Regions from separate parts of the Homo sapiens genome. Here region 1 is linked to region 2. A link is a loop called in an ENCODE intact Hi-C map of the cell type or tissue named here. Cell type or tissue: breast epithelium. All regions are shown on one strand.

Region 1 (5,000 bases), 58 kb before region 2:
CCAGACAACTGCCATTGGTTTCTCCACTTCTAGACTCTTTTTAAAAAAAGAAAAATGAGGTCTTTCTCTTTTGCCCAGGCTGTAGTGCAGTGGTACAATCATAGCTCACTGCAGCCTTAAACATCTAGGCTCAAGTGATCCTCCTGCCTCTGTCTCCCTAGTAGATGGGATTATAGGCGTGGGCCACTATGCTGCCTCCAATTCTAGGCTGTTATCCTCTCAGCCCATACACTCTTGCTGGAATAATCTCCTTGGAAAATAGAGCTGATGAGATCACTCCCAATCCAGAGTCTGAAGTCAACAGCTGAGTCAGCCCTTCCTGGTGTGACTTTCAGCCTCATGCATATCCCCAGGCCAAAGGCTCTGGACTGTCCCACCACGTGCCCCCTGCCTTCTCCCTGAGCCTTTGCTCAAATCCTTCTCTTTGCACAGATACCCCCATTCACCATTGTCCAGTCATGACTGAGGTGTAAAATCTGACCCATTCTCAGCTCTGGTGAAATTTCCTCACAAAGGCTGAGTTTATTACACATTTTTCTACCCTCACATGAAAACAAGTATGTCTTTATTTCCTTCTTCTCAGGTCCATTTAGCATGCTATGGAATTCTTCCTCTTGTTTTAGTAGTATATTCAACAATTTATATAATAATCTGCTCAGTTAATTGGGAAATCTATTTGTGAGGGGAGGCTGCAAGTCTATCTCAATCTTGGGTTTTTTCATATTGTCTAGCCTAGTGCTTTGGACCTATAGTTGCTGTGTATAATTGAATAGTAGACATTCAAACATGGCTTTCAATGAGGTACTAGAATAGATTCAACATATATAATCTAAGTTTCCTTACCTTTATTTGTGAAGAGTAAAAGCAAAAATTTGATGCTATCCCATTTTAGTAGAGGCTTGTGAAATATTCCTTTGCAGCTGCAAAGATGCTGAGGCCTTGGAGTCTTTCTTATTTTTCAACTGGAGTAAACTTTCTTTGAAAAGAGAGTAACTTCAGGTCCATGAGAAAGTGGGAGCCCATGAAGAGTTGGGGATTGATACGGTTTTGGTGTCTGCTCAACATGGGGTTGGATCTTGGCTCTTGGGCAAATTATTTAGCTTCTCTGACAGGACTCAGGTTCTCCATCTGCAAACTGTTGATAATATCTTCCTAAGTTATTTTGCAAATTGGGGATGATGGATGTATGCATCTAGAACAGTGCCTGGTGCACAGTGGGCATGCCAAAAATGCAATAACGGGCAATTATTTTCACAGCCATTATTCAGGGTTCAGTTAGAAAGTGGGGCATCTGCGAGTGCAGCTGCAGACTGAAAACCAACTTTATTTCAAAAGCTCACCTTGCACAATGGCTCTTATTAAAATGTGAGATTGTTTATAAAGCAGAAGATTACTTGACAGCTGACCCTGAAAATGGAGTTTGAGCTCAGGCAGGAAGGGCCAGATGTGCTGTGCTATTCCAAGCTGGGCATCTCCTCCCCAGCAGGTGAGCTCTTCAGGCCAGAACAAACAGATGTTTGGTTTTCTGGGGTGAGAAGGCAGGACAGGGTCCTGTTTGCTGTTTCACAATGTGAGTGGCTGTGAAAGGTTGAGCTTTGGGAAGCGTGCTAGGAGCTCTCACACATGCATGGCTTCAAAATGCGGCCTTGAAAAAAATTCATCACTCTCATTGCATTTCCATTGTGGGGTTGGGGGTGGATCCAAGAAAGGACCTGAGAAGAGAATTTGGTCAATTGGAGAGCTGGTAGTTGAGTACATACCATGACCAGGCACTGCTTTTGAGTGCTAGGGGCAATGAGGGGAATGGTGACACAGAATTTAATGATAAGATCTAGTTCCACCCGACTCTGGAACAATCGTTTTGGACTTTTTTTTTTTTTTTTTTTTTTTTTTTTTTTGGCAGGGTCTCATTCTCTTACCCAGGCTGAAGTGCAGTGGCATGATCTAGGCCCACTGCAACCTCCGCCTCCCGGGTTCAAGTGATTCTCCCACCTCAGCCCTCCCGAGTAGCTGGCATTACAGGCACGCTCCATCATGCCAAGTAAATTTTTGTATTTTTTGGTAGAGACGGGGTTTTGCCATGTTGCCCAGAGTGGTGTGGAGCTCCCAACTTCAAGTGATCCACTGCCTTGGCATCTCAAAGTGCTGGGATTTACAGCCGTGAGCCACCACGCCTGGCAGTTGTGGACTTTCTTTGAGGAAAATGTGTATATACACATGCCATTTTCATACAATTCCAAGTGGCTCATGGGTCCCCTGAAGTTCAAGGAACCCAAGTTAAGAATCATTTATTTAGTAATTACAATCTAGTGGAAAACAAACATGAACTTTAGATTCAGAAACACTTAGTTTAAATTTGTATTCCACCCCTTATCAGCTATATATCTCACCGAACGAAAGATCTTGGATGATTTAACCTCTGTAAGCCTTAGACACCTCCTATGTAGATGAGAATAATAGCGGCAGCATCTGATGAGGTTGTAATGAAGATGAAATAAGTTAATAAGCACAAAAGCTATTAGCAGTATGCCCAGCATGTGGTAAATGATCTACACATGGTAATAAAATTATTACTAGTGAGCCTGCTATAAGGGAGACACTGAAGTATGGCAGATTAATTCCTATTGGCATCTGAGAAGAAACTATGAACCACAGTTTTCAGTTGAGGTTTTGTATGTAAAAGAATTGTGAAAAACAGCATGGTGGGAGTTTCTGTTACAGGCAACAAATTTATTATAACTGTCTCATGCCAGTTTATAAGAGAAGGCAACCACAGCGGGATTCCATAGGGATGTTTCAGTGGTTATATAGTCCACGAAGATGACCTCATTGGATGGAATAAATCTCTTTCAGTGACAGCTAAATACTGAGCTATAATCCATTAGCAATAATGAAGAAAAAGGATAAGATGATGATGATAACAGCCGTGAGCCAGGCATTGTGCTAAGTGCTTCACATTTGTTTTGGTTTGTGGTTTTGTGGGGTCGTTCCTGATGAAACTTGAGGACTTTCACTTGGTGTAGCTGGAGGACGGCAGGCTGTGTGCACACGTGTGCATGTATGCACTAGCTAAACCAGTTTCTTATCAGCTTTCACTCATTTGACTGTTTTTGGAGCCATGACTTTTAACATTTTGGAATGTCCTCGTTGGAAAATGAAAGTTTATCACGCAACGTGTAAGATTACAACCACAAGACTCAGGAAAGCGTCCCTGAGCTTGGGGGAGAGTTACAATTAACCTCGTAAAGAGTGCGGATGAAAGTCTTTCCCATAGTTACAATCAAAGACACTTTAGGCCACTCTTTCCCCAGAGGAATAGTTGCTTTTTATGGCATGTTTTAAAGTTTTATTTCAAAAACAGTCAGCATCTTAAAGCAGAATGCTGTGTGCACCCCAGGACTTCACTTAAAATGTGTTTTTAGTTTTCTCAATCATATTACCAAGTTTCTGGCCACAACATGAGCTGCTACCCTCACAGACCCACACGCAGAAGGATTTAGCCTGATTTGTTTGTGCTTGTAGCAAGAGCTCTCTCCCTGATCTTTCTGCTATTTTCTTCTGAGAGGGAAGTTAGGAGTCAGCATTATTATGTTAGAAAAGACAACCTTTTTCAGCCCTCAAGTTTTTCAGCCCTAGAGAAGAGATGAACCCCAGTCCCATGCAGTTCTTTCTACTCTACTCAGTACTCAGCTGCCCCTCAAACCCAAGAAAATAATTTTTTGCCCATATCCTGGCTTAGAGTGCTTCCTAATTATGTCATATGTGTGCACACATGGGTGCATCTATGTGTTTTAACTTAAATATTGGAATATCATGTTTTTTCCTAAGACATAGGCACTGTGACTGATTACCTTTCGATGATAATTTTTCAGTGAACACCTAAGTATTGCAGGGAATGATAAGTAGTCTAGTAGTGCCGAGGTGCTAAAGTACTGCTGTAGTTACTTTGTAATTCTGTTTGCGTGGAGTTCAAGGGTGAGTGAAACTTACATCTCTCTTGGTCTGTCTGCTCCACTTCAGCTGTAGTTCTTTCTTTTGGGTCTCACTTTTCGCTCAGCACAACTTTCAGCTTCTGCTGGGCCTTGGGTTTTCTTGGTCGAAGAATGTTTTACGTGCTCACTCCACCATAATATGTGCTCTGACAATGGCTAGAGAAAAGCATGGGGTTTGAACCAAATCTGACTTTGTATGGTCTCATTTACATAGTGTATGAATTTGTACGCTCTCATTTATACAATGCATAGGACTGCTGTAGAGGCCTTCTCACTAGTCACTATGCCTGGAGTTTATCCTTTGATCAATTGACACTGATATCAGGGTCTAGCTTTGTTACACAAGTGCAAATCATAACTGCCACCTGTTAAAAATCCTCTAAACCTTCTCATTGCCTAGAGTAGGGAGGGCAAATGATTCCATTTCAGGTGCCAATTGGCAGGGCTGTCTGAAATGGGTGTGCTCTGAAGTGCATAAAGTGCTGTGATTAGACATGTCTGACATATGTGCAGAGCGGTAGTAGCAGCAGGTGTGCCACATCGTCCCTAAGAGGGCAAGGTCTGAACTTCTAAGCATGGTCCATAAGACTCTTCTTGATCTGGTTTCTGTCTGCCTGTCCAGAACCATTTATCCTTCCCCAGCCTGCACTCTCCCTGCTTCCCCAGCCTGCACTCTCCCTGCTTCCCCAGCCTGCAGCCTCCTTGCTTCCCCAGCACTCATGCTGTCACTCCAGCATGGCTTTGCATCTGCCCAACTTCCCCTGGAAATCTCTTGCCTCTTATTTCTCCATAGCTGCCTCATCCTTCAACACCTGATTCAAGTATTACCGCCTTTGAAGCCTCCCCACCTTCTTGCCCCTTAGCCATACCCTACACAGTCATGATGATGCTAACCTTGATCATATGGTCAAGGTTGAGAGTCTGCCAGATTTCTCCACTGTAAAGTCACCATGTTCCCTTTGTATTTGATTATGATGGAGATTCTGATATTATACCAATATCCTGTTT
Region 2 (5,000 bases):
AACCAAGGCAGGAACCTGGAAATAAGTGACTTTTAAATTGCCAAAATCATCGACACATCGACAGAGATTTCACGTACAGAAACTTAGGTACTCTACTCAGTGCATACCCCTACCCTGGCTCTTACTCTCAGCACACTGCCCCCGTCCCCGACTTTTGTTTTTTAAACACACAATTCCATTGAGTTTCTTTCATTTTGTTTACTAGCTCACAGCAGAGCACTAGAGGTTGCTGCTAGAGGTAGACACATTTAAACAAAGCAAAGTGACAGCTGATAGCTTGGCAGTGAGACTAGAGGCCCAAAATATTTTAAAATGCAGAACTCAAAAGTATAGCAGCTCAGGAATTATGACCCCAGTATAATAATAAAAAAAAGACTGTATATACACACATGTTTTATTAAGTCTGGAAAAATATACCATGGTTTGTGCTTATGACCCCAATTTAGTAAAAAAGAATAAAAAATTATATACATACATTTTTAAAGTCTGGAAAAATGCATCAACAGTGTTGGATAAATGAATTCCCATTTGTCTCATTTATCCAGAATAATAAGGGAATAGGGATTTGTAGTATTTTAATATTCGGTTAACCTATAGGTAATATGTATTAGCCTTTCCCAAGGTGTTTTCTATGGAATACAAGCCTTATGATATGGTCTTACAAAAAAAATTCACTGGACACATAAGTTTGAGTAGTGCTGTATATTATATCTCCCTGTTGGAGATTCATAATGCATGTTAATATTTTGAAGGCTCTGTGAAGCCCTATAGTAAAGAAACCTTGTTTAACTTTGTATAACCCAGTGTATGAATCAGCATTCTTGCAATTACAAGTGCTTAAGCAAAAAAGAGGATTTATTGGTTCAGGCAGTTGAACAGTCTAGGGCTTTCTCTGTTGACTTTAGGCATAGCTGGAACCAGGGGTGTCAGGGATACAGTGAGGTCTTGGTCTTCACCTTTTGGCTTTGTTTTCTTCTACAATGCCCTCTTACATAGGCCTTACAACATCCTTTTAGCTAGTAATCCCAATGGAGAGAAAAGGGCCTTTGCTTCCCAGTGGTTCCAGTAAAAGTACCTGAATTGAGTCTTGCTGGGCTTGAGTTTTATGCTGATCCCTGAGCTGATCATTGTAGCAATAGAAGATACTAATCATCCAGGCTTGAATTGGGGTCCACCCCTGGACGGAGCAGTGTGTATGTGTGGGGTCAATCTCGTGTGAACTACATGAACTGCATGAGGGCTGAAGGGGTGGGGTGGGTCCCCAAAGGAAAACTGAGGTGTAGTTTCCAGGGAAGGGAGGGATGAACATTGAGCAGGAGGAAGCAACATTTTTCAGCTCTGACGAGAGAGCCCTTTTATTGTGTAAAACCTGTTGGAACACACATGGAGAAGTACTGCCAAGTACTCATCATAAATTTTTCAAATAAGTTTAGAATACAATAAAATACACATGCCATGCAGACACGTAGTTCAATCTATCTTTTATGATTCAGAAATCTCATTGGATCCTGTAGCTTCTCAGGGTCAGCTCTGAGTGTTAAAATATCCTGGTTGTTGACAGTTTAGATCATTTGGCTTCTTGATAAATGAGAGGTTATGGTACAGCCAAAATGCAGGACACAGAGGGCCTGGGAAAATTCATTTATGATGGACAATGGACTCATGCGAGTATCACTTGCGTAAAGCCCCTTCGAGTTCTAAAAGCACCAGCACATCCCATCTCATTCAATCCACGCAACCCCTCTCTGTTGTTATTCCTGCCTTTCCAGGCAGGCAACTGAGGCTCAGAGAGGTCATACAACTTGGCAAAGTCCTCACAGGATTGCTCAGGGGATTAGAGGAAATGAGGTTTGTAAAACAAACCTTGTGGACAGTAGTTTTTGAACGGTACCTTGGAAGAAGGGGAGCGCTAGAGAGATGCAAGAATAATCTCTTCATTCAGATTGAGAGAAAAGAATGAATTTTGGAATACTTTTAAAGGGGCATGCAGTTTACAGGTGTATGACCTAAGAAATAGGTTGAAAAAACTTTAGGAACAGTAACCGTGTGTGTGTGTGTGTGTGTGTGTGTGTGTGTGTGTGTTTGTGTATGATCTTCCACTGTACCTAATATAGAGTTAGCATCCAGATCTATTCAATAATTGCTTCTGGGAACACAGATACAAAAATGTTGATTAGATTCCAATGGGGGTTTTTTACACGATGTTTATTTATAAGACTAATCTGTAAAAAGGAATGATTACAGCCAGGAGTTGAAGGTTATTTGAAGAGATCATTCAGTGTTTAAGTTCTTGGTTTGAAACAGTTAATCACTTTAGGTTGGATTCTCTTCACTCTAGAAAACAATTCCTTTGGATACACCAAGGAAAAACATATTTTTGTCTTGTGATTTGGTAACACATAGTCACATCTTGGAGTCTGTCTTATAAAACCCCAAACGATGGTATTTAGGAAGCATTTATCTTCTTGGTTAAGAAGCTCAGGAAGATTCCATGAGACTCCTACTTTTGTTTCCCGTGGGCTCCGGGAACCTGCCTGACTTAAGACTATCACAGTGCCCTTCCCCACCCTGTGCAGCCCCTCTTTCAGAGTCCTGGGTCAGTCATTCTAACATTCTCTTGTCCCAGGGCACCTCCCAGGGAGCCTGCCCAGATGGCCCCCAGGTGGTCTTCAGCTTCTTCCAGGCGTTCATTTTCTCTACTTGTCCAGTGAGTTCCCTGTGTGGTAGGTGGGGACTCAGGAACCCTGTCTTCTCCCTCCATATGTCCTGTCATGTAAACCGCCACCTCATAGATCTGCCTACTTCCTCCTCCACAAACCCTCGCAGCTGACTTAGCTCTGGTCATCAGGATGGATGGAATGCCTTGTCATAGCATTGACCACATCCCTCCGTTCCTCCCTCTGTCCCTCCCTCCCTCCGTCCCTCCCTCCCTCCCTCCCTCCGTCCCTGCCTCCGTCCCTCCCTCCCATCCATCCACCTATCCATCCATATATATGTACTTACACCTATTCATTCTTTCCAAAAACGTCTATTGGGTGCCATGCACTCTTCTGGGTGTTTGGGCCTACATCAGTTAACAGAGCAGACTCAGATCCTGCTCTTGTGGAGCTTATGGTCTAGTGAGGGGGAGATAAACATTAATAATAAATAAGCATAATAAATAATGAGCAATTATATAATGTATAATTAAAATAACACATACTAAATAATAAGCATATTAATGATCTGATATGTCAGAAGGCAACAAGGAAAAGGTCATTGGGATGAAGAGGCTCAGGTTCTGGGAGGCACAGGTTTTAGTTAATGGAGCAATCAGGAAGGGCCTCATTGAGAAGGTGAGATTTGTGAGGCCTGAAGTAGGAGATGAGAGAAGGAGCCAAGTGTCTGTCAGGGAGCAGCTAGAGCACAGGCCCTAAGGTGGGCATGTTTCTGTCTAGCTGTGTTCAGAGAGCAGTGAGGAGGCCAGTGAGCACCTCACAGGCTATTGCCAGGAATTTGGCTCATATTCTGAGGGGTGCCAACATCAAGCTTGGACCTGAGAAGTGCCAAGATCTGGTGTCTGTGAAAATCATCACTGTGGTCACCCTGATTGCTTATGGAGGGGAGCACATGCTGTAGGGGAGCACCAGCTGTAGGGGAGCACAGGTAGAAGCAAGGCCTAGTAGAAGGCTTATTCCATAGAAGGCAATGCAGGCTCACACCTGGTGGGGAGAAGTGGGGGCCATGAGAAAAGTGTCACGTTCTGCATGTGTTTCAAAGGCGGGCCACATGAAGTTGCTGATTGGATGTGAGCTGGGAATAAGAGGACTGAGCACGATGCCACAATTTTGGGTTTAAGTGACTGAAAGGACAGAACTATCATCCATGGAGAAGGATGAGGGTGGGATCGCTACAAGCTGCTTCTGGGAATTGAGGTATGGTGGGGATTTGAGGAGAACCTGCAGTGAAGAAGGTCTTGCACTTCTGCTTCCTGCCATGGTCCCTGAGAAGTGATTGCAACATCCTTGATTTCTGAAAGCCTTTCCTCTGTTTCCCTTTTCTGTCCCACAGCCTTTAGGGAGAAAGGGGTCTTTTCTGACATCCTCGAGGAAGGGTTTTCTAAAGTCAAGGTTACCAGCACCAGGGTTGGATAAGTAATAGTAGCTGTGCTGTGTGCTTTGAGGGAGAAGGGAGGATGGGAGTTAGCTCAGGCAGTGGGAATAGCTTCCTGAGATTGTGAGTATCAGCTGAAATGTGACCTGCCTCCCTTTTCTTTCCCTTCCTTCCCTTTTCTCCTGTGTCTCCTCATCCCAGGCCTCTCCAGCCAATTAGCCAGATCTTGTCCCTTAGGATTTCTTCATCCTTTATCATGTCATGCAATTTAGTCTTCTCTTGGTCACTTTCTTTTGTATTCCCACCCATCATTTTTTCAGCAAAACAAAAGATCAGTTTTTCAGCAAGACAAAAGATCAGTTAGAAGAAGAGAGGTTGTAAATAATTATACAATAAATAATATAATTTTATGTTTCCACCACAAATCCAGACCTGGCCCTGAAATTAGTGTGCCCTGGAAGTGTGCCATGGGGAAATGGAGGAGAGGTGAGGGGGGCAGGTAGCTTTGTGAAGATAGGATTCTGTACCCTTGATGGTGACTCTGGATCTCAGGCAGCATCCAACTCTAAAGGCTATCAAAGATGGAGGGGCCCAGCTCTCTGCCTTTGCTGCAAGGCGGTGGGGAAAAGAATTGGATAATTGGTCAATATTTAAAGACTTTATGTAACATGGATTTTGTAGCCTCCATATTTGCCCTGCCCTGATTTAACAAGAGTGGATGGTTGTGGGTGTGGTGGTTGCTATTCCATGGCTCATGAGAAGGTGGAGAGTGGAAGGAGAATGGGGCCTTCATGGAACTGAGGCCAGCCACCCAGAGAGAGTGGCCAGAAATGAGGCTGGGCTGTTGTAAGGTGCTTCAGGATATTTTAAGGAGTTCAGTCCTAACTACAGTGGGAAGGTATAAAGAT

What was found. A loop is a pair of places that touch in the nucleus more often than their neighbours do. Peaks named below come from ENCODE experiments on the same cell type or tissue, not always from the same donor. Only the 100,000 strongest peaks of a DNase experiment are listed, where the experiment ranks them.
Region 1: a loop joins it to region 2, with 19 times the contacts of the local background. A loop is called at or near these places in 4 of 110 quality-filtered maps.

Annotation. Positions count from the first base shown.
Region 1 is chr9:18,974,892-18,979,891 of GRCh38, reverse strand. The region is part of intron 1 of SAXO1 (stabilizer of axonemal microtubules 1); the gene reads left to right. Among named protein-coding and RNA genes, the nearest start is that of SAXO1, 56 kb to the left of the region's middle. In breast epithelium, no CTCF peak of the experiment used is centred here; no DNase peak of the experiment used is centred here; H3K4me3 peaks cover 642 bases; H3K27ac peaks cover 926 bases.
Region 2 is chr9:18,916,705-18,921,704 of GRCh38, reverse strand. No RefSeq gene overlaps it. Among named protein-coding and RNA genes, the nearest start is that of SAXO1, 110 kb to the left of the region's middle. In breast epithelium, no CTCF peak of the experiment used is centred here; no DNase peak of the experiment used is centred here.